Linked DNA regions of Homo sapiens: region 1 is linked to region 2. A link is a loop called in an ENCODE intact Hi-C map of the cell type or tissue named here. Cell type or tissue: PC-3. All regions are shown on one strand. Links, peaks and the distances in the headings refer to the core of each region. The heading gives the core; the rest is flanking DNA. Region 1 has its middle 26 kb from the start of SNX13. Region 2 has its middle 39 kb from the start of MIR1302-6.

Region 1 (11,812 bases), core at 2,052-10,051, 120 kb after region 2:
TCTTGCAAATATGAATCAGGACAAAATGCCTCATGCAGGACTGTTGGGGTATGTGGTGGGGGAGTTTTTGTTTGTTTGTTTGTTTGTTTTTGAGACACCCGCCACTGCGCCTACCTACTTTTTGTATTTTTAGTAGAGACAGGTTTCACCATGTTGGCCAGGCTGGTCTCAAACTCCTGACCTCCAGTGATCCGCCCACCTAGGCCTCCCAAAGTGCTGGGATTACAGGCATGAGCCACCACGCCTGGCCTGATATATGCTTTTTTTTTTTTTTTTTTTTTTTTTTTTTTTTTTTTTTGAGATGGAGTTCTGCTTTTGTTGCCCATGCTGGAATGCAATGGCATGATCTCGGCTCACCAGAACCTCTGCCTGCCAGGTTCAAGAGATTCTCCTGCCTCAGCCTCCCGAGTAGCTGGGATTACAGGCATGTGCCACCACACCCGGCTAATTTTGTATTTTTGGTAGAGATGAGGTTTCTCCGTGTTGGTCAGGCTGGTCTCGAACTCTTGACCTCAGGTGATCCGCCCGTCTTGACCTCCCAAAGTGCTACGATTACAGGCGTGAGCCACCACGCCCTGCCGATATATTGCTTTTAATTGGGCAGCCTGAGTATTTTGGTCCTTGACAACCCAATTAAACTCCAGCTTTGGCTATTTTCATCAATAAGATGCAAAGAAACACAGCTATGAGTCATTTTCCTTTTCTGTAGGACAGTTTTTCCTTCAATTAAATCAATACGCTTAAACAATCTCAGAAAACCCAGAATCTCAAATATCCTTGATAGTTCTGAAAATCAGGGTATTCATGGAAAAATTATTCATACTAAGATCTATTCTGCACGATAGAAGCACAACTTTGATGTAGAACTATTGCTATGATTTTAAAATATTATATTTCTCCAAAAAATTCGGTTAAAACCTTCATTTTTATCTATTTTCTTTTGCTTTATTCTGTCGGCTTAATGAAACCAAGAATGACAAGATACATGGAAAACCTGCATCTCAAGCCATGATTTTATTCCTAAAATCAAATCTATTTTTAACAGATACCGAGAGCCAGGGACTAATTTTTACACAAAATTATGCATTCATGGAAAAACTGTGAATGAATCTACTGCTTGTTAAAAGAACTAAAGTAAGTGATGGTGTAAACTGCCACCTAGAGTTGAGATTTAAATTCAGTTCAATATCTAATATAAAAATGACCCTATCAGTCCAAGATTTTTAAATCTCACATATTTAACATGTACACCAAAGACCTTCACTATAGAGTCCATTTCATCCTTTATCTGTAGAGTCTATGTCTCTATAAATTTGGAAGTTCTGCAAAAAAAAAAAAAAAAAAAGGTTTTTATTGAATGAGTACAGTACAAGATTACTAGAAGTAAAAATGTTATATATGTTATTATCTGTTGGCTATATTTTTTAAAATAGTCTTTGGGAAAGTATATTTAATATATTAACATATGCAAATTATTCACAGACAAAAGGTCAAATTATTTAGAATGTCTTATGTTCTAAATTCCTTGAACAAAAATATATTCAGCCTGGGCATTGTGGCTTATACCTGTAATCCCAGCACTTTGGGAGGCCAAGGCGGGTAGATCACTTGAGGTCAGGAGTTTGAGACCAGCTTGGCCAACATGGTGAAACCCCGTCTCTACTACAAATACAAAAATTAGCAGGGCATGGTGGTGTGTGACTGTAGTCCCAGCCTATTTGGAAGGCTGAGGCAGGAGAATTGCTTGAACCTGGGAGGCAGAAGTTTCAGTGAGCCAAGATCATGACACTGCACTCCAGCCTGGGTGACAGAGCAAGACTCTGTCTCAAAATAAAAAAAAAAGTATATATTATATTATATTATATTATATTATATTATATTATATTATATTATATTATATTATATTCAGCCCAGCTCTTTCAATCATAACCTATTTGTCTTCCTGCTTCACTTACATATACACTGTGGGTCAGAGGCTTTTACCACTCAGTAGGATCACTGTCATAACAGTTCACTGTGTGAGCTACTCAAATTTAAATAAAACAGTAAATTGCTGGGCGCAGTGGCTCACGCCTGTAATCCCAGCACTTTGGGAGGCCGAGACGTGCGGATCACCTGAGGTCGGGAGTTCGAGACCAACCTGACCAACATGGAGAAACCACGTTTCTACTAAAAATACAAAATTAGCCAGGTGTGGTGGTGCATGCCTGTAATCCCAGCTACTCGGGAGGCTGAGGCAGGAGAATCACTTGAACCCGGGAGGTGGAGGTTGAAGTGAGCCGAGATTGCACCATTGCACTCCAGCCTAGGCAACAAGGGCAAAACTCCATCTCCAAAAAAAAAAAATTTAAAAAAAATTAATAAAATAAAACAGTTAATTTGTGTGAGGTCTAGAAAGCTAATATCTCACCTCCTTAACTAGGTTACTCTAAAACCATACTCTTGTCAGAATCCCTAAAATTAATGGAGTAGCTATAAAAGAACCCAGACAGTTTCAAAAATTGAGAACAGCCATTCCTACCCCAAATTTTCACCCAGTCACAAGTAGAAAAAGGATTTCTACATCTAACTACTCATGCACATCATGGATCAAGCCTTAAGTCTGTGTGTGTATGTCATGGCAGTGTTGAGCTTTTCTGGGTCAAGCAGATGGGTCTATGAGATGAAGATTTAGAAGAGAGCCAACGCTAATACGTCCTCTGAAAAATTCTACTTTGTCTGCCACCTGACTAATTTATTTTATTTATTTAGTTAGTTTTGAGACAGCGTTTCGCTCTTGTCACCCAGGCTGGAGTGCAGTGGCTCAATCTTGGGTCACTGCAACATTTGTCTGCTGGGTTCAAGCGATTCTCCTGCCTCACCCTCCTAAGTAGCTAGAATTACAGGTGCCCACCACCATGCCTGGCTAATTTTTGTATTTTCAGTAGAGGTGGGGTTTCACCATGCGGGCCAGGCTGATCTCAAACTCCTGACTTCAAGTGATCCTCCCGCCTCAGCCTCCCAAAGTGCTGAGATTACAGTAGTGAGCCACCACACCTGGCCAACTACTCGAATTCTTAACCCTGGCTACGTACCTGGTTTATGTTTAAGCCTGTCAGAGCATGGAAAATAGGTTGTTGACTCTTTTCTGCCAAATATAATTTCCTACTTCTTTCTCCTCTAATAATTCCTCATTCTTATCCTCCCCACCCACTTTCCCAGGGCAAGTTTATTATCCTCATTTCCTCCCATAAAATTCTGTTTCAACATTCCTTTCCATTATCTCTTTGTAACCCCCATGGCCCAGTCCTCTGAGGGAAAACCTGTGTTTAATCCTGTCTGTTTCTATAGCTTCCTTCCATCTCTTCTAAACTCTTCCCATGTCTTTGCATCTCTTACAGTTTCCTCTGTGAAGCTCTTGCCTTCCACTGCTTCTATAAACAGCCAAAATGTAGGCAAAGCAAGCTTCCTCCCTATTCCCTAGAAATTTCTACACGTTAAACTGCATTCTTTTCCTCCTCATTATTTAACACTTACACCTTATTTGCTCAGTCAGCTTGCCAACACATACCTCTGCATCTCCTCTGTTTCTTCTGTCACTTTCATGAAGCCATTTTTGTCTATTTTAGAGGATTTCTATCCTCATTGCCTTTGTGATTTTCATCTCCATGCCCAGTCCTAACAGTGTCTTACCATTTATGTTGAAATACCTTGCAACATGACTTGAGCATTCCCCGTGTGAAAAGGATTCTTCTGCATGCTTTGCAGTTTGTATTACTTTTTCCTTTAAAAAAGCTCCATGAGAGTAGCATTCTTATTGTGCTCATTTTACAGATAAGGAAAGCTATGCAGGAGTTCAAGTAACTTGTCCAAAAGAAAAGTCAGTAAGTGATAAAGCTGGAATTTGAAACTCAAAAAGTTTAGAATCCAGAGTCCATAGATTTCGTTACTAGGCTATACTGCTTTAGCTTTTCTTCCTAACTGCTTTTACCCAATGCTAGCCATGAACCTCAAAAGACATGAGAAAACATAGATTTAGGCTGATTAAAGAAGGGTTTAGGAAGTCATCTCACCTTTTGCAGTGAAAAAACACAACGGATCCAGGCAGCACTCTTATATAATAATAATTTTTTAAAAATGGTAGAAAGGATTTGGAACCAGGCTCCTGGAATTTGATTCCAGGCTTTACCACCTGTGTAACTTTGTGTGGTTATTGATCTCTTAATTTCCCTTTGTGTGAAATGGAAATTATATCTGCCTTTAGCCAATATTATGATTCTAATCCAAAGTTGTGACTCTTTTTTTCTTTTTCCTTCTTTTGTACTCCCAATTATGCCTCTTCCAACCTAATACTGTCTTTTTGTTGGCTGTTGTTTGAACTGATAAAGATCCTAAGCCCCAGGTACAATCCTTTCCTCCTCTAATCTCTCCTTACGGTTCATTCTGGTAAATTTTGACTCTTGCTAAAGACTGCTAAATGTCAGGCTAATTTTCCTGATAGAACTCGCTGGAATAAATGATCTAACCCTTAGAGAACAAAAGATATTTTCTACATGAAATAGGTGATAAGTGCGAAAACTGCATGTTAATGTAGGGCGACGAGATAAATTTTCATAGCCCTCATAAAACCATATCAATGAAACATCTGTTCAGTCTATATAATGGGAATATGTTCTGCCATCTATCAATCAGCGTATCAACTAGCATATGGACTATTTATATATGTATATATATATATATGATATAGGTTATAGAGTTTGGGAGGTATTAGATGATAATCATGCAAACTGAATGCTTAGCACGCTGCTGGGCACATAGTAAGTGGTCAATAAATATTAGCTATTGTTTGCATTGCTGTTCTATAAGTGAATCTATATTTAATTATTAAATGTCTGACTAATATTCCATGCAAATAAAAATAATTAGACATGCCCACTAGAGAAGCAGACACAATTCTGCTTTCATAATTGTATCTTTTCAGATTGATCTAATCGATTATACTGCTCACACACTGCTAGTTATAATTCACTTGAATTTTGATTGACATTAGCTTTTCTTTAATGCTGTAGTCTGAATGGGGGCCTCAGAAAAAAGTCTATGAAGGGAAACATTAAGCAATACTAATATTGTTTGTTCAGTATGTAGATCACAGATGATTTCCATACTTCAATACATTTGAGAACACTAAAAATACGCTACAGGAAGGTGCATATTATTGGTATTTAAAAAACAGAAAATATGGGGGATTATTTTAGTGTGTATTATTGCTCAATGTCATATACCAGCATGGGCAAAGAAGAAAGCCAGGGACTGGTCTGGTAAGTGAAATGAAACTATGGCAGGCTTTCTAGTTTTGTCTCAATTCTAGAGACAAATTAGGGACAATAGTAAGACAGTGACATTAATAATTATAATTCCTAATAAGGAAGTGGCATTAAATGTGGGCAGAAGTTTCAGAAACAGTGGTGCACAAAAAAGTCATATCCACAATTGTTCCTGAGAAAAATCAGAAATTTCCCACAATCTTGAGGGAAGCTAAATTGGGAAACAGACGGGTCAACTGAGTAATGTCAATAAAAGTGGTCAGGGAAAAGCTGAATTCAGATGAACTTTTCTATACAGTTTGCCTTCTAAGATAACGGCTTTTATTAATCTGGTCATATAAGCAGAAATTTTACCACGAGTATAGAAATACCTTAAAGGTACTGTTCTTCCCGTGAGCCCTAAAGGAAAATTGTGGATGTTTTAAAAAGACACAGAGAAACAGAGTTTCTCAGAGCCACACAAGTACTCAGGAATATCATGAGTACCGTGGAATATAATGAGTGGCCCTGGGCACATTGCTAAACTCTCTGTGCCTGCATTTCCTTGTCTGCAAGACAGAGATAATAATAAACCTATCTAGGTTTTTTACTATCTAGAGATAAAGTTGCCTAGATAATTTCCAAAGATTATACATGGAAAAACACATAGAACCATTCTAGAACATATTATTTTGCTCATTAGATGTTAGTTATCATGATCATCTGTATTTAAATTTAAAAGGGTAAAATGGGTCATCTGAGTACTTTTTCCCTGGAAGCCCCTTCCAGTGATGGTAACTTTTTTCTCTTTCTTGAGACAGGGTCTCACTTTGTCACCCGGGCTGGAGTGCAGTGGCAGGATCTCGGCTCACTGCAGCCTCGACCTCCTGGGCTCAAGTGATCCTCCCACCTCAGTCCCCCAAGTAACCTGAACTAAAGGCATGCGCCACCACACTCAGCTAATTTTTTTAATTTTTTGTTGAAATGGGGTTTTGCTTGTCCAGGTTGGTCTCGAACTCCTGAGCTTAAGCGATCTGCCCACCTTGACCTTCCAAAGTGCTAGCATAGCAGGCGTGAGCCCACGTCCGGCCCAGGGGTGGTAACTTTAAAAATTTTCCTATTCTTGTCATGGAATAATCATACCTTTACCATTTTTTTTTTATCCTGAGATCATTAAAGACGTATCAGTAGAAATTGCTCTAATACTAGTGGAAAGGAATCAATAATTATTTTCTTCTTTAGATTTATTCCAGTCTAAAGATTTAAACCTACATTTTCTTCTGTTAGCACAGCTCCTAAGGAAATTGTACTAGTACTTTATGTTTGAGAAGGCCTTGATATTTTCAAAGCAACTTTGAAGAGTAATTAAACAACATCTCTATGAAGCAGGTCAGTACTTTCATCTTTCAGAATAGGTAAACAGGACACAGAGAAGTAAAATAATAATTTGCTTTAGGTCATGAACTAGCTCATCATTTGAAATTACTTCCTGTCAATTAACTAGTCTGTGGTTCAATCTGACAGGCCAAGCTACAACAAATAAAATATCAAAATACTACTTTGTATATTGTTATATATTAGTGAGTCATCAGTGTATCCTGTCCTTCACAAATCAGAACTTTGCATCTCATGTTCTGGCTGCTTCTGTTGACCTTCCTTTCCCAGCCCCTTTATTTTTCTAGCTAATTTTAACTCATGCTTTATAATGTGACTCATGTGGAATCTCTAAGGAGACTTGCCTGGCCTTGCTGTCTCTTTTAGAGTCTCCTACTCATTGTTCACAAAGCATTCTGGGTCCCACCACATATCTCTATCATGGCACTAACTAGACTCTATTATGATAAGGGGCTTTCTGAGGAAAAGGAACATTTCTTTTTTGTCTTTATATTCTCTAGCATAATATCTAGCACATGATATTTGCTCAGCAAATATTTTTGAATGAAAAATGCATATATGGGATATGTATTAGTCAGGATAGGAGAGGATGTGCTATAATAACAAACACATACTAAGTTTATTCCTCACTTAATAGAAATGTCTAACATAGGTCAGAAGAAGGCTCTGCCTCCATAACTCAAAGATGCAATCTGACCAGACTCTACCACCTTATGGTGCTGCATTTTCTAAAGCAGATAGACTTCTAGATTGACACAAGGAAGGAGAAAAAATTGCTGGAGGAGTGCACACGGAAAGTGAAATTCACTGTGACAATAATTTCCATTCAAAAATCATTGGCCAGAGAACTACTCACTTGAGACCTGAAACAGATAATGTCTGTCATTGGCTTAAATCCCTGATTGGCATGTGTTCAATGGCCAGCACCTGTGACTCTTCTTCAATAGCTTCCATTTGGGTTACTGGAGCCCCTTTGCATCAAGAGCCAGAAATGCCTGGTGCATACTTTGAAGTGGCTGTTGATTTTTTTTTTTTTTTTGAGACAAGGTGTTACTGTGTCGCCCAGGCTGAGTGCAGTGGTGTGTTCACAGCTCACTGCAGCTTTGACTTCCCAGGCTCAAGTGATTTCAGCCTCCCAAGGAGCTGGGACTACAGGTGAGAACCATTATGCTTGGCTAATTTTTTGTAGAGATGGACTCTCACTATGTTGCCCAAGCTGGTCTCGAACTTTTGGGCTCAAGTGATTTGACTGCCTCAGCCTCCCAAAGTGCTGGGATTATAGGCGTGAGCCACCGTGCCTGTCTGTGGCTGTTGATTAGAGACTGTTTTGTACAGGAATATTAGCTCAGCTCCCTTGCTTCAGGTTGGGATAACTCTGAGAAATTGTTTTCCCTCCAAAATTCTCTTGTAGGATCTTCCTAAAGCCTACCATGTGTGGGACTTTTGCCTTGCTTGGCTTTATTTCATTCTCTGTCTTGCTTCTATCACTTCCTTACAGTCTTCCTTGAGAATATTTCCTTAATATATCACTTGCATATACATTCTTGTCTTACAGATTGGATCTGGGAAACTTGACCTAAGACAATATCACCTAACTAAAAGGTGGACAGGGAAGTTTTATGCAATACGTTTCCAGAAAGAAAGAACAGATATAAGTGAGCGCTATAATGTCTGCCACAGCATAATAAAAGGCAATTTGGTGATTAAAGAAAGCTAGCTAATTCTAGCAATAGGGACTGGACACAGGAAAGGAAAGGCAGGATAGTGTGGGAAAAGCATCACTGAGAAGAGTGACTTCACTGCAGGTAAAAAACTGAGGAAACCAAGCTAGTAGTCCAAAATGCAAAGTTGAAAGAAGCCCTGGTCTTGGTCCTAACAGGAGTCATTATTTGAGAAGAACCAATTGTGCAGTAATTATTAGAGATGACAGGTAATGCAAGGGGTCCATGTCATATCAGGGTATAAATATGTACAAGGAAGTGTAAGTACCAGAGGAAGTCAATTTGATGGCATTCTGGTTCTGAGTTATTATTTTAAAGCAGGTCCTTAGTTAACGACTAATAGTATGGGGAATTCCGGAATAGGATGTGGCCTTTGGTAGGAAAATGGTAGTAAATTCTATGCAGGGCCTCTGGGTATTGGAGAAACAGACTAGAGGCTCTAATTTTGGTGGAGTACTAATAGAGAAAAAAATCCCAGTTGAATGAAGTGGGCAACACTGTGAGGGTAGAGGTAGGCTGCACTTGATGAGCACAGTTTTGCCCAAATCTCACAGATGGTCTGGGTGCTGGTCCTGTAGCTGCAAGATTCATCCCAGATGCCTCTGGCTGATTTTTCTTGCTCTGGTGAAGTCAGCCTTCCACTGGATAAAAATCCCTTTGGCAATAAGAGCTGCAAAGTAAAATATTTTCTCTTAATGCTTCTAGATTTTGAGTCATAGTTAGAAAGGATTTCCCTACATTCCTGTTTTATTTTATTTATTTTTTTGATCACACAAATAAAACTTTTCAATGTAATCTGCTGGTTCTACACTTTATTTTATTTACCATTGACCAATGATCACATGTGAGTGACTTGGCCATGACCTATAACCAGTGCTCGATGATTGCAAAACACCCACCAGCTGGTGGAGCAAATTCCTCCCTGCCCGAGATGATGCTTTCAGGAGCTTTCTGGGCACGAAATGCTTCTCAGTGGACAATTTTTAAAAACACACATACAGAGCCATGTGGATCCCCTATTTGTATTGTCACCAAGGAAAAGAATAAGATATAACCTCAAAATCAGTGAAGAGATGGGGGTTCTCAGGAAGGATTTTGACCTGTTATTTCTGAGGAATAGCAGAAATTTATGGAAATTCTGATTTTTCCTATAACCATATGATGGTATCATGCTTACCTGTTGCCTCCTGAACATGGAGGCCACAGTCACCAACTGAGAGGCCACAGTTTCCGACTCTGCCAGCCTCCTAACGATGTGCCAGCATAGGGGGAGCTGGAGATGTCCTCAGCAGAACTCACTTTTCTGTCCCCTCTCCGTGGTAACTCCTGTCCCTGCTCAAGTGTTCCGCCCTCACCCGCAGTTGTCTTTTCCCTTCAAAAAACAGGATGCGTGCAGCCATGGCTGAGTTGAGGCTGTCCACTCCAGGTGCAACAGGGATCAGCAGCCTCTTGCCCGCAGGGCTCTCGGCAAACTACAGAGATTCCAGGATCATGCCGTAGGTCACGCCACCAACCATTACAGCTGCTGGTGCCTCTGTCCAGTCCAAGTCATAACTCTGAACCTCAATAACAGGCAGCAAACCTTTACTGGCTCCAGTTTCTAGACCTTGCTTTTCTTCATACTTGTGAAACTTCAGGAATCGCCAATCCTACACCCAGCCATGGTCACTGGCTTTATTAGACATCTGAGCCTGAGCATAAAGGCTTCAGTTGTCAGCCACACAGACCTGGGTGTCAGGGGGCAGGTAATTTGGCACTGTTTCGTTTTCAGATTATCGATAATGGGCACTTGGAAATGTGCACCCATACCCGCCTGTAGCACTTTGGGCTCCCAGGCATCCACACATCCTTTCAAAGTGAGTAACACTTTGCTGCAGCCTTCCCCAGCTGGAGATCTCAGAATTGTCCCCAGGTTCCCAGGGTCGCAGAGATTGTCACAAATCAATAATAAAGGCAGTGAGTGCTAAAGCTGAGTCTTTGGATATGTCATGTTAGCATGGTCAGGTTTGGCAAAAATCCCCATTATTCTCGTGGCATTACTAGGTTGGACCAATCCTTGATGTCCTCGAATTTCATCTTAATGAAGCTGACACCCTTCAGCTTATCGATGAGCAGCTTCTTTATGTATTATAGATGGCTAGAGAAGAAAACTTTCAGCACAGCTCCAGCCTTCAGATCGTCTGCAATGAGCCTGCGACCTTTCGGCAGTATCTTCCCTTGCTTTTCCCGAAAAGGCCTGGACTTAACTAGTGTCATTACACTGCAGGTTCTGTGGCATGAGGAATTTGAAGAAGGCTGCAAGGCTGCCTGTAATGGGTATGATACCTTGTTTCTTAAAATCTTCTTTAGACTCTGAATATCCCTATGAATATAAGGTGTTAATTTACATGATCAGGCTGAGAGAGACCACCCAGGGAAATATGTGGCCTTCTATCTCATAGCTTATCTGCATCAGGTTTTTCCATCGACAGAGTGGGTATGATGACAATGTATCTTCCTCACTGAGTTTTGAGCAACTTTTCATTGAGATCACCTATATACAGTGTCTGGTATGGGATCATGTGTGTAGCGGCACTGACATTCATGTCTTAAATGAACTCATTCATGTTCTCTTCTAGTAATTATATGATTTAATATTTTACATTTGGATACCTGATGTGTTTGGAGAATTGTCTTTTGAATAGATGAAGTATGGATCTAATTTTGTCTTTTTTCAAATTTTTTTTTTTTTGTCTGAGACAGAGTGTTGCTCTGATGCCCCGGCTGGATAGAGTACAGTGGCGGGATCACCATTCACTGTAGTCTCAACTTCCAAAGGCCCAAGTGATCCTCTCACCTCATCCTCCCCCGTAGCTGGGACCACAGGCACATGCCACCAGGTCCGGCTAATTTTTTTAATGTTTTGTATAGACGAGGTCTCACTATTTTGCCCAGGCTGGTCTTGAACTCATGGCCTCAAGTGATCCTCCTGTCTCAGCCTCCCAAAGTGCTGGGGCATGAGCCACTGCACCTGGCTCCAAAATTCTAATATTTGAATACAATTTTTGTTAAAGACTATCATTTCCCCCCAGTGATACAAACTTCCACATCTATCATTTACTAAATTTCTTATGTGCTTGGTTGGATCTATTTCTGGACCTGGTATTCTGTTTTATTGGTCTCTCTATTCCTGCATCTACACTCTACTTTTTTAATTATAGAGGCTTTAAAGTATGTTTTATGTCATGTAAGTCTACTTCCCACTCATTAGCTTTTTTTTTTTTTTTTGAGACCGAATCTTGCTCTGTCACCCAGGCTGGAGTGCAATGGCGCAATCTCGGCTCACTGCAACCTCCACCTCCTGGGTTCAAGAGATTCTCCAGCCTCAGCCTCCTGAGTAGCTGGGATTACAGGAGTGTGCCACCATGCCCAGCT
Region 2 (11,812 bases), core at 2,445-10,444:
TGTTTACATTTAGGCTCAGATACCCAGGGAAATCTTAAAGGCTTCCTCATACTGTGCTGGGATGTAGAGTAAAACTCAGTAAAATTAACAGAAAATAGATAAGACTTCCTGGGTACAGTGGAGCAGCAAGGGGATCTGGGCCAATGATTCTGATCAATGGAACTAGATCCATTTAAAGAAGATATTTAAGTACATAAAACAGAAGAAAAAAGTAGAATATCTATGAATAGATTTCAGAGGCACCACAGAGTAGAAAGAGGGACTGAGTAATAGAAGAACAAAGGAAGAATGTCTCAATAGACTTTTCAAGATCAAAACAGTGGCATCTACTGAAAAAGCTATAGAAAGAACCCTATGGCCAAAGAGGCAATGAGAATTCATAATGTTACCTGATTTAATTTAATAGTAGAAATCTACATATAGGAAAGAAAGGAGACACAGTGCTTTTGATTTTAACCAAAATGATAAGTAGAAATAAAAATGCACAGCCTCTACTCCCCATTCTTACTTTTAGATCTAAGAGAGACCTATAATATGTACTTCCTGCTGAGAAAATAAAAGAAGGCATGATACAGCACACTCTCTCACTCCTCTCTTTAACCCTCATCTTGCAGTATCCAGTTCTCTCAAGCTGAATGATGGAACCCAACAGCAATTGTAGCACTGACATCCACTTCAATGTGAGTAACAGGCTTTCCCCCTGGAAACTTCACTTACTGCTTGTGAGTATGGGATGTGTACTACAAGACTTCAGGCTCTGGAATCAGACCTGGATTCAAATCCTAATGCCACCCCTAGCTGAACGACCCTTGGCAAAGTATTTAGCCTTTCAAAGTCTCCACACACCTGCCAGGGGAGAAGGGAGGCAGAACTAGGGAAATATAAACTAAACTGCCAGAGTTTGAGATACAAAATAGATAAAATGTGTCTGGCAAAGTGCTTAGAGCACAGGGTGTGTTCAATAGTCCCCAACCCACTACATAGCACCCTATAGTCACTGGGCCACAAATATAGTACAATGGTCCTTAGCTCTACTCCTTTCTATAAAATGAGGGTAGACCACACTGCAGGCCTCCAAGTCACAGCGCTGGTTCCCTGCAAGGATTAGTGGAATCAGTCCCTTAAAAGTCTTTCATGCGTGGAATATATTTAGGGACTAATTAAGTCAATACCCAGACTAATGTATGTGTAGTGATTCATCTTTCAAAGGTTTTCTACTCCTTTCTTATCACTACCACTCATAAATGGACCCTCATTACCATTATTCTCCTAAATCCTGGAAGAGTTTTCTCTTCCAAGAAGTCATCATGACTTCAGTCACTTTCCAATTCAATCCCATCCCTAGAAGGCTATCATGCCTATCCTGGCCAAAAACTCAAACATTTCATTAAGCAATCATTTTTTCTTCTTTCCCTCAGCAGTGGACACCTGTCATTCTTTTTGGCAATGGACAATGGGACCCCATTATTATATGTGGAGAATCCTCTCTTTTATGATATAGAGCCCACATTCAACTGTAGAAGCTATATGCCAGCAGCGACAGCAGCAGTACCTCACAGGACAAATTCTGCAGAGGGATTTGGAGCCTTGTTTCTACTTGAGTGGCTTCAAAGTCAGGTCTGCTGACTTTACCAGAGGTTCTTTTTTTTAAAAAAAAAAAAAGAAAGAAAGAAAAATAGGGTCTTACTGTGTTGCCCAGGCTGGAGCATGGTGGCACGATCATGGCTTACTGTAGCCTCAAATTCCCAGACTCAGGTGATCCTCCCACCTCAGCCTGCCAACTAGCTGGGACTTCAGGCACACACCATCACGTTCAGGTAATTTTTTCTGCATTTTTTTGTAGCAACAGGGTCGCGCCATGTTGCCCAGGCTGATCTTGAACTCCTGGACTCAAGCAGTTCATCTGCCTTGGCCTGCCAAAGTGCTGGGATTACCGGCATAAGCCACTGTGCCCACCCTACACCAGAGATTCTATGAGCTAGTCAATGTGGTGGACATACCCTAAGCTGACCTCCAAGGAGTCATGCCCTTGTATAGCCTGATGTCACTCTCTCACTATTATATTATAGTATATAAGACTCTTTCTTATCAGACTGGAGCAAGAGAGACTTCCTTGCTAGCTTTAAAAAAGTAAGATGCCATGTTGTAACAGTACCTATGAGAGGGCCACATGGCAAAGAATAACAGCAGCCTCTAAGAGTTAAGGGCAGCCTCTGAATGACAGCCAGCAAGAAAATGGAGGCCTCAGTCCTACAGCCACTATGAGATAAATTCTGCCAATAATAGAAAAGAGCTTGAAAGTGGATCTTTTCCTATTGATCTTCTGTTGGGATTGCAGCCCTAGCCAACATGGGAGAAGATCTCTGGCCAGAGGACCTAGTTGAGCTATGTGTGGACTTCTGAGCAATGAAACTGATATGATAAAGGGGTGTTGTGTTAAGCTGCTAAATTTGTGGAAATGTGTTACACAGCAAGAGAAAACAAAGTCAATATCCTCTAATAAATTTATTTGATGCTTATATTAACTAAGTTAGTTTCCATGACTTGCTACTGAATACCTTGAGTGACACACAGACTATCCAAATCTTACCCTTTCAGTGGTCACTTCAAATTCCAGTCATCACTACTGTACTAGAACTAAACCAGTCCACACCCATCTCCTTCTTATCACAGCTTCTGTAGAGATGTGAAGAAAGTACCATTTCCAGCAACCTCAATGCTCCTCAAGCTCACCAGAAACACGTTATACTCTCTCTGGTGCAGCAAACAATAGATAGTAGTTTTCCTCTCTTTGAAGCTCTAAACAAAATTCACCATAGTAAACAGGAAACCACATCTGAACTTTTTTTCAGTACTTGATACTTAATGATTTGGATGAGCTCCTATAAACCATTTGTAATTTAGGGAATGGAAGAGTAAGAATATACATATTAGCTTAATGGAGAGCTCTTGGTACTGTCTGCTTATTCAAAAATACTTGCATAAGATTACATATTACCATTATCTACAGAATTACAATGCTTCCTTCTGCAAGCTGGATAATATATTCCACTGTTAAGTGTAATAATGCAATATCAGAAGTCTATCACTTTAGTGTTACAAATCATGTGGGCAATTATCCTAAAAAAATTCTAGTGGGATTTGAAGGAGAGGAGATTTGGTGAGATGAAGAAAAAGAACAAGTTTCTGTCCTTTTCTTTTTTTTAAAAAAAGTCTGATTTATTCAGATATGAGATCTACATGGAAAGAAATGACTAGATAATTCCATAAACCTTCTGTTCACTTTGATACCTGTAAGTTCGGCCAAAGAAGCAGAGCTGATGAGAGAAATAGACATCCCGACACCCAGAATATGATCTCTGACCACTACTGGCTGCCTCTGGAGTGAACACTCCATTACTGTCCCCCGTCAATACTCTCTCTTCCCAAAAATCAGGTTCTGACTTTTCTTGCCAGTGAGGCTGATGATCCTCAAGCTTGACAACTGTGCTGATAAACTTTAAGAACTGCTTTGATCAGTAAAAGGGCAGTAGGTAGTTGATAGGGTGAGGCCAGCAGGGCAGAGAAATATGTGGACTATGGATTGATTGCAAGAACAAATATTCTGCAGAGGTGTGTGTGCTTCTTTGTTTATTTCAGCAGTAGCTATTAGAGTCATGGTTCTCTCCCATCAACAGGCCAACAGTATGATCCATCCCCTTATGACTATATTGACTGATTTAAAATCTGATCTGCACATGTATAAAGATGACCACTTTAAAAATCTAGAAATACATAAATTTATGAAGTTATCATAAGACACAGGAGCAGCTTGCTCTCATAATTAAAATACAGGAAATATAGATGTTAAGCTCAGCTTCACACTGATTCACTATGGTGTAACGTTGGGTATATCAGTGTACCTGCCGCCTCCTTCCTAAAATGAGAACAATATGTCACCCTACTTATCTCTCAAATGTTTTGAGGAATCACCAAAAAGTGTAAGAATTATAATAACAAACTGGGAAACAATTGTATATATCTGCAGATGCATGCAATAAAAATTAAGTATGATGTCTATTGAAAGCAAAAGGCTTCAAGCAGTAAGAGCCCCCACCAACTTAAACAGTAATACAAATTGTATTTTAAAACAAACAAAAAAAAACCAATGAAGCAAAAATAAAAAGCCACATTTGGATGTAATAACAAAAAATGTCCATAACTACAATATTTCACTAATGAGAAGGTACAGATGCTACATACAGAAGGATTTTATGATGTCCATATGTTTCTCAAATGACTCTCCTTGTTAGCTATTTCTCCACATCTCTATTTAAGAATAACCTGCACCTTCCCCACTGAGTGTGTACAAATTATAATGTAATATGTTGTAATATTTAAACAAATTCAAAAAAGAAGTAATTCTAATAAAAAGAAAGGAAAGCTACATAAACCTAGATGTAGATATTAATAAAAATCTGAATTCTGGTGTCATTCAAATTAGTTAATTAAATAGGTTTATATCTGGTCAGCTGGCCTTAAGATTCAAAACTCCTAAACCTCAAATAGAATTCATCTATATCTTAAATATATAATTATTTATATATAGTGGCAATAACTTCATAAAACAACTCTTTCTACCATAATAACGGTTATGCTTAATTTGGTCACCAAACAATCACAAAAATCTATAAGCATGTATAAAATTACCTTTTAATTGCAAAAGAGCCATCATTATTTCTACAAAAGACAGCACTTTAATGTGCTAAACACTCTCTAGTCAGAGTGCTGGTCTGACTCTCCAATAAAGGCCAGCCCAACAGGCTGAACTGCAGAAAGAAAGAAACAGGAAGATCAAGGTTAAAAAAAAAAATCTGTCTCCTACCCATAAACTGGTATTTAATTTAAAACTCCTTAACTTCCTTCTGCACAACCTTATGTGCATCTAACCGTGTCCATTTTGTAGTAAAGATTATCAATTCACTAGCACAGCTAAGAAAGCATCTCTCTCCCTCTGGCTGGCAGTTTATCAAAGGTCAGACAGGATTGCCACCTTACATGCATCTGTTTAATAGCTAAAACATATATGAAAACACTAGCTTTTTCCCACACAGAAAATGGCATATTCTAAGAAAATGCTGCTCTTCTTCAAATGTGCCCCATTCAAACAAAATGGATGAGAATAAATTACAAGCAAGTTTTACAACTGACTAAATTATGTTGTTTTGGAAATATAATATTCTTATTAGCCATTTTAAACATAAATGGTTTCCAGAAGGAACATCAGTAATTTGATGTTTGGGGAATTAAATTGGTCCAAACTGGAACAGTGGTTTAAAAGGATAAGGAAGACTAATTATCTGTGGTAAAAGGCAAATATATTAAACAACAAATTTTCAGTCACAATAATTTCCATAATAAAAATCAAAAGTACGAAAAAGAAGGTCAAAAGATATCTTTTAAACATGATTGCTGATTTCTTAAATGCAACTTATTCTGTGCTGTTTTTAATTACAGGATTAGAAAGATTTCTGGGGCATCAGAAAACATCCAGGCCTTTTCAAATGTCATAAGGTTTTCTTTTGGGAGATTTTCAATGTTTTTTTCCTTTAATATGGGTTTTCTATGTACGTACTCCCTTTTTCCAGATTTCGACAGTGCCTGCAAGATTTGAAAACATGACAGTGCTCTGAATACTTGTAATTCCTAAATCTTACTCCTTATGAGAAATCTCAGCACAGCAAGAGTATTTAGTTGTATATGCATTGTTATACCATTTGGGGAGAAAAAAATTAACTCTTCGCTTTCTTTTCTGGTAGAAGTTAAACTTTTTAAGCCTTTCTTACCCCTTTCCCATATTTTACACACACACATACACACCCCACATACATGAAATAATGAATATATGTAGATATCTCATTTCTTATAGGATTTCAAAATGCTACAGTTACTTAAAGCTGAAAGTTCCTTTTAGGAGATTACACACACCTCCCTGGAAGAAAAAACAATTGACAGATCTTCCTGAAATTGGAGCACAGGAGACTCACTAGAGAATTCTCCAAGTCCACATCACAGGAACTGCATCCTCAGCTCTCCGTTGCAGGCCACCTCTCCTGACAACCGCGCCTCGGATCTGGAGAGAGCTCAGTCCCGCTCTGTCACATCACAGACACACAGGCCTGACACCAGCACCTCTCATTGCGGACAAGGGGATAACGGCTTCAAAGCCAAACAAACGCAGCCTGCTAGGCGCTCAGGGAACGCCCCCGTCCTCCGTTCCCTCTAGTCCCCACTGTGACACCCTCGTATGGCATCTAATTAACCAGTTTACCTTAATAAGCTTACGATTCATCACTCTCCTTCCACTAGTCAAGGAACTGCTTTATCTCCCATCCCATCCCCCAGCCTCCTGAACTTTTCTTAAAACCCAGGATTCTGATGTATTGACTTAAAACTGAAGTCCTCCACGAAACATCAAAGGTACCCCCCAATAAGCGTTGCTCCCCTCAAGCAACACGTTGCCAGTACAAACTTTTCATTCATAGCTCGGCTCCAACATAAACTGGGTGTGTTTGGGGGCGGGAGAGAATCACGCCACCGACCGCTCGCCTCAGTTTGCCTAGCCAAATGTCAGGGTCTGCATGCCACAAAGATGACCTAGCACCCAACTTCTGACGAAGGTTCCCTTAAACCCACCGGTCTCCGGGCTGCGAGATGCAAGGCAAGTGGCATCAGAGTCCGGACTGAGATGCTGTTAACCTGCGGAACCCGAGAAGGGAATACCGCGGCGCATCCTGAGGACCGGTGGCCCCCAATTCCCAGGGCTTTCCTCAAGCACCAGCCGGGGACTCTGCCGTGGTGCCACTCACCTCCGCCCGCTCCTGCTGAGGCTATCGCGCCCTCCTTCGCTCCGCGCTGGCGACCTCTTAACTTCTCCCCCTTCTCCAAACAGCCATCTTTCGAGGAGGAGAAGAGAATGGTGAGGCAGAAGCAAAAAGGGAATGAAAGTTGACTCGGGGGCCGCCGCTGCTCCTCCAGCCGAGATTTACCGGCCGCGGCGGGCGCTAGAGGAGGAGACCGCGGCGAAAGCGGCGAGAGCGGCGGGCGCGGCGCGGCCGGCTCGGTGCGCGCTGCGCGATGTGCGGGACGCGCCGCCGCCGCCGCCGCCGCCGCCGCCGCGCGGGGGGGGCTCGGGAGGGCGGCAGCGGGCGGCTGCGAGCTGCGAGCTGAGCGGGCGGCGGCGCGCGGAGAATTTGCTAAAAATAGCACTTCTTGGGGAGGGAAGTAGGGGACGGAGGTGGGAGGAGAGGCTCGGCCGGGAGCCCCAGCGCCGCGGAGGCTGGGCGGGGCTGGGTGGGGATAGGAGGAAGGACCCGCGGCGAGAGCGCGGGCCCAGGCGCTGGAGACCCGCAGGGCGGGCCGGGAGGCGCGGGCCGGAGGGGATTACGGACGCGGGAACACCTGGGCGCGCGGCCGACGCGCTGGGAAGGACGCGCGGGAGGCGGGAGGGCAGCGAGGACATCCCGGGGTGGAGCGGAAAAGGGCTCTGGGCTGCACCAGCGTTTTTTTTCCCCCCCAGGGGAAGGACCAGGGAACCTAAGACGACTTGGGATTTCTGAAGCGAGACATGCCCACGCGAGGCGCGGGGTGATGGTCAGGCGGCGGCCGTGACAGAGAACGGTGCTGGGGAGAAGCCAGGCCGCTGCCTCGCCCTCTCGCGCCCCCCGTGGCTCGGGGAGCCCCGGCCGCTCAGGTGCGCGCCACGCAGCGCCAGCCCGCCCCAGCTGAACGACTTCTTTTAAAGAGGAGGTAGCATTGTGGGGCGGTACCTGGAACGTCCCCACAGATGCGTGGAGCTTGAAGAATCATTCAAGGGAATTTTAAGAGAAAAAAATGCTACATTTGGGGTTTGTCAAATGGGAAACGTGAGGGAATATGGTGACTGCTGTTGGAAACATGACTTAGGTATGCCGCGTTTTAAGGCTGAACAGAGAGGACCATTCGCTCTGAAACCAACCCTGAAAGAAGGCAAGCAGAGTTAGAAGGGCCGAGAATTAACGAGGTGATCTCCTTCAGTGGTTAGTATTCTTACCTTGGGGATTTTTTTTCTGCTATAAATGAAGTCTATACTAGCATCACTAGTAGCTGTAGATTCCTTTATGAAGTGTACAACAATAAAATATTTTTTTAAGTGTAATCCTAAACATACTTGGCTAAAGCTAACAGTTGATCACTCAAAGAGGCTAATATTTATGGTGTATGTAATTTGACCATCAAACGAATTAAAGCTGGTGTCTCTGCTTTCATATTTATGGTTTTCCTCTACGTCAGCTAAAACACAGCTAAGCTTATAGATTAATTATATGGATGGAAAGATCAAGAAAGACCTAACCCAGTACCCTCATTTTTAGAGGAGAGAACTCGGATCCATGGGAGTAGTGTGATTTGCCCAAGGTCTCACAGTGGCAGAGTTAAGATTAAAATTTAGGATTAGGGCCTAGGCCCGGTAGCTCAAGCCTATAACCCCAGTACTTTGGGAAGCCGAGGCTGGAGGATTGCTTGAGCCCAGGAATTCGAGACCACGCTGGGCAACAAAGTGAAACCCCCATTTCAAACAAACAAACAAAAACCTCAGGAATAAAGCCAGACTACCAATTTCATAACAGCAAGATAACTCGAGAAAAGGAGTGGTATGGTAGCTGTACTTTTAAAATAGTTCAGCATTCTTAGGAGGATAAAAGTGTATGATGGCTAGATTTATCCCTCACTTTGCTCTAATCAGGAATTCACGCTGCAGGAGTGGTCAGCTAGCTTTAAATAAAAATTTAAAAATAAAAAATAATAAAGATACTCCAAAGGCTGTTGGTGCTAGAGCTTCTGCTTAACTTTCTATCCACACTGAGGATTCTGTTCGTTAGCATGACGAATCGTAGTAATGGGTTCTCATTTCATGGATGAAATTGATGATATTGACTCAAGTAGAGATATTTCTGATTTGTATATATGCCAGATATAACTATCTAGTGACCTTTCACCCTTTACCTTTCAAAATGGAGTTAAGAAATGGTCAAGTGTCCAGCCTTTAAGTTTTTGGAGGGTTTTTTTTGTTTGTTTGTTTTGGTTTTGGTTTTTGTGGGGGTTTTTTGTTTTGTTTTGTTTTGTTTTGTATTTTGAGACAGGGTCTTGTTCTGTCACCCAGGCTGGAGTGCAGCTGTACCATCAGGGCTCACTCTAGCCTTGACCGGGGCACAAGTGATCCTCTAGCCTCCCAAGTAGTATCTGGGACTAACTTTTTTAGAGACGAGGCCTTACTTTAGTGTCTAGGCTGATTTTTTTTTTTTTTTTTTTTTAATGATTCTGTTTGCCTACCATTGACTTTAAGGGGAAAATTCTCCCTCTATTGTCTCTCAAGAAACCTTTCATGTAAAGTATGGCTGAAGCACATAAAAGGAAATGCCCCTGGGATTTCACTGGGTATCTAAAACAGATTTTGTGTAATAAAGATGTATATGGCAAAATTTGAATTGAAACTTATTTTCACCTTTTAGGGTGGTGATACCAGGCATAGTTAACCTTCACTTAAGTCTAATTATTTAAGTATCCCATGTCCAGGTCATTTCACAAATGGGAGCAGTCTTCCTCATCATTCTGCTAGACATTTGAATGCTGACTTTGAGTAAGATACATGCTGCGTGCTACTAGAGACTCAAATTTTTAAATTACGATTTAGTTGAAAAGATAATTTATCTTAAAAGTTTTGGTTGGGTTGGCATGTTCTCTGTTCAAACCTATATTATTGCATATATGACACTATATTATAATTTTTTCCTGGTTTTAGTCTCTTGTCAACTGAGCTCTAAGAGGACAAAGATAACTCATTCACATTTTTTGTAGTTTTTTAATAGACTATTTTTCAAAACAGTTTTAGATTTACAGAGAAATTCAGAAGATAGTACAGTGAGCCTTGAACAACACAGGGGTTAGGAGAGCAGACCCCCTGCAAAGTTGAAAATCCACATATAACTTTTGACTCTTTAAAAACTACTAATAGCCTACTGCTGACCAGAAGCCTTCCCAAAACATCAACAATTAACACACATTTTGTATGCTATATGTATTATATACTGTGTTCAAACAATAGTCTAGAGAAAAGAAAATTTTATTATGAAAATCATAAGGAAAATATATTTATTATTCATTAAGTAGAAGTAAATCATCATAAATGTCTTCATCCTCTTCATCTTCACGCTGAATAAGCTGAAGAGGAAGAGGAAACGTTTGTCTTGTGTCTCAAGGGTGGTTGAGGTGAAAGAAAATGTGCATGTAAGTGTATCCATGTAGTTCAATCCTGTGTTATTCAATGGCCAACTGTATAGAGAACAATATACATGCATACACACATACACACATACACACACACACACACACACACAATTTCTCCTGCTATTCTCATCTTTCTTTAGTATGATACATTTTCTACAATTAGTGAACTGGTATTGGTACATTATTAACTGAGGTCCGTAGTTTATCAGATTTCTTTTTGTTAGCTTTTACTAATGTGCTCTTTCTGTTTAAGGATCCCATCTAGGAGACCACAATATATTTAGTGATCATGTCTTTTTAGGCTTCTGGCTGTGGCACTTCCTCAGACTTTCTTTGTTTTTTATGACCATGACAGTTTTGAGGAATCCCAGTCAGATATTTTGTAGGATGCCCCTCTGTAGTAATTTGTCTGATATTTTTCTCATGGTAAAAATAAAGTGATGGATTTTGGAAAAGAAGATTATAAAGTTCTATTTTCATTACATTATATCAAGGGTATATACTAGGCAACATGGTTTGTCCCTGTTGATGACGATCTTAATCGCCTGGCTGAGGTAATGTTTGTCAGGTTTCTCCACTGTAAATTTACTCTTTTTCCTCCCCTTTACATACTGTATTCTCTGAGAGGAAGTCATTATGCGCAGCCCACACTTACGGAGCAAAGATATGACCTCTTCTTTTAGGGCAGAGTATCTACATAATTTATTTGGAAGTGTTAGTCATTCACTTTTTATTTCCAAAGATCAGCACAGAGCCCTCAACATAGTAGGTTCTTACTACATGTGACGTGCAAGAATAGGATTAAACGGAATTTTTCCCCTCAAGAAAGTTTATAGGATCTGGATGTCAGCAAAATGGTGAATAAGACTTTCCAGTGCTTGTACTCCTGCAGAAACATCAATCTGAACAACTATACATGCACAAAAATACACCCCCAGGCCATCTGCTGTGGTCCTATACACCAGTGAACCCACAGTTCGGGCCTGCTTCAGCAGACCTTGGGTCTAGGCCTATCCTGGTAGACCCCAAGCTCCAGGCTAGCTTTCATGGCTTCAAGTACCAAGCCAACACCCATGATCCTTGGCTCCAGGATATAACCCAGAGACTCAGAATCCAGTAGACCCCAATGTTAGGCCAGACCTCATGGACTGAGACTCCAGAACCAAACCTGCCGACCCAGGCTACAGACTGGCCATAGTGGACCCAGGACCTAGGCCTGCTCCTGCAGACTCAGCCACAGGGCCACCCCAGTGCCAGACCAGTTTCCAGCCCCATCTTAGTGCCTGCCCATCCCCTGCAGATTGAAGCTCAAAGCACACAGCAGTAACAGGTCAGTCCCTATAGACCCAGGATTGGGGCAGGATCCCATGGACACAGGCTGTAGGAACACCCTCATGAACACAGGCTCCAGGGCCACCCCCGTGGACTCAATCAACATGTCCACCCCAGTGGATGCAGACCGCAGGTACAACCCCATAGACCTGGGCACTGGGGCAGCCTCCCTGGGAAA

The links. Peaks named below come from ENCODE experiments on the same cell type or tissue, not always from the same donor. Only the 100,000 strongest peaks of a DNase experiment are listed, where the experiment ranks them.
Region 1: it touches region 2 in a loop (2.1-fold over the local background); 2 of 110 quality-filtered maps call a loop at or near these places.

What each region holds. Positions count from the first base shown.
Region 1 is chr7:17,960,936-17,972,747 of GRCh38, reverse strand. It overlaps the pseudogene MRM3P2. Among named protein-coding and RNA genes, the nearest start is that of SNX13, 26 kb to the right of the region's middle. In PC-3, for the core only: no CTCF peak of the experiment used is centred there; DNase peaks (open chromatin) are centred at 3,217 and 6,957; H3K27ac peaks cover 2,388 bases.
Region 2 is chr7:18,082,250-18,094,061 of GRCh38, reverse strand. It overlaps a transcript of HDAC9 not described here. Among named protein-coding and RNA genes, the nearest start is that of MIR1302-6, 39 kb to the left of the region's middle. RefSeq lists enhancers at 6,200-6,747, 6,748-7,296. In PC-3, for the core only: no CTCF peak of the experiment used is centred there; no DNase peak of the experiment used is centred there; H3K4me3 peaks cover 2,399 bases.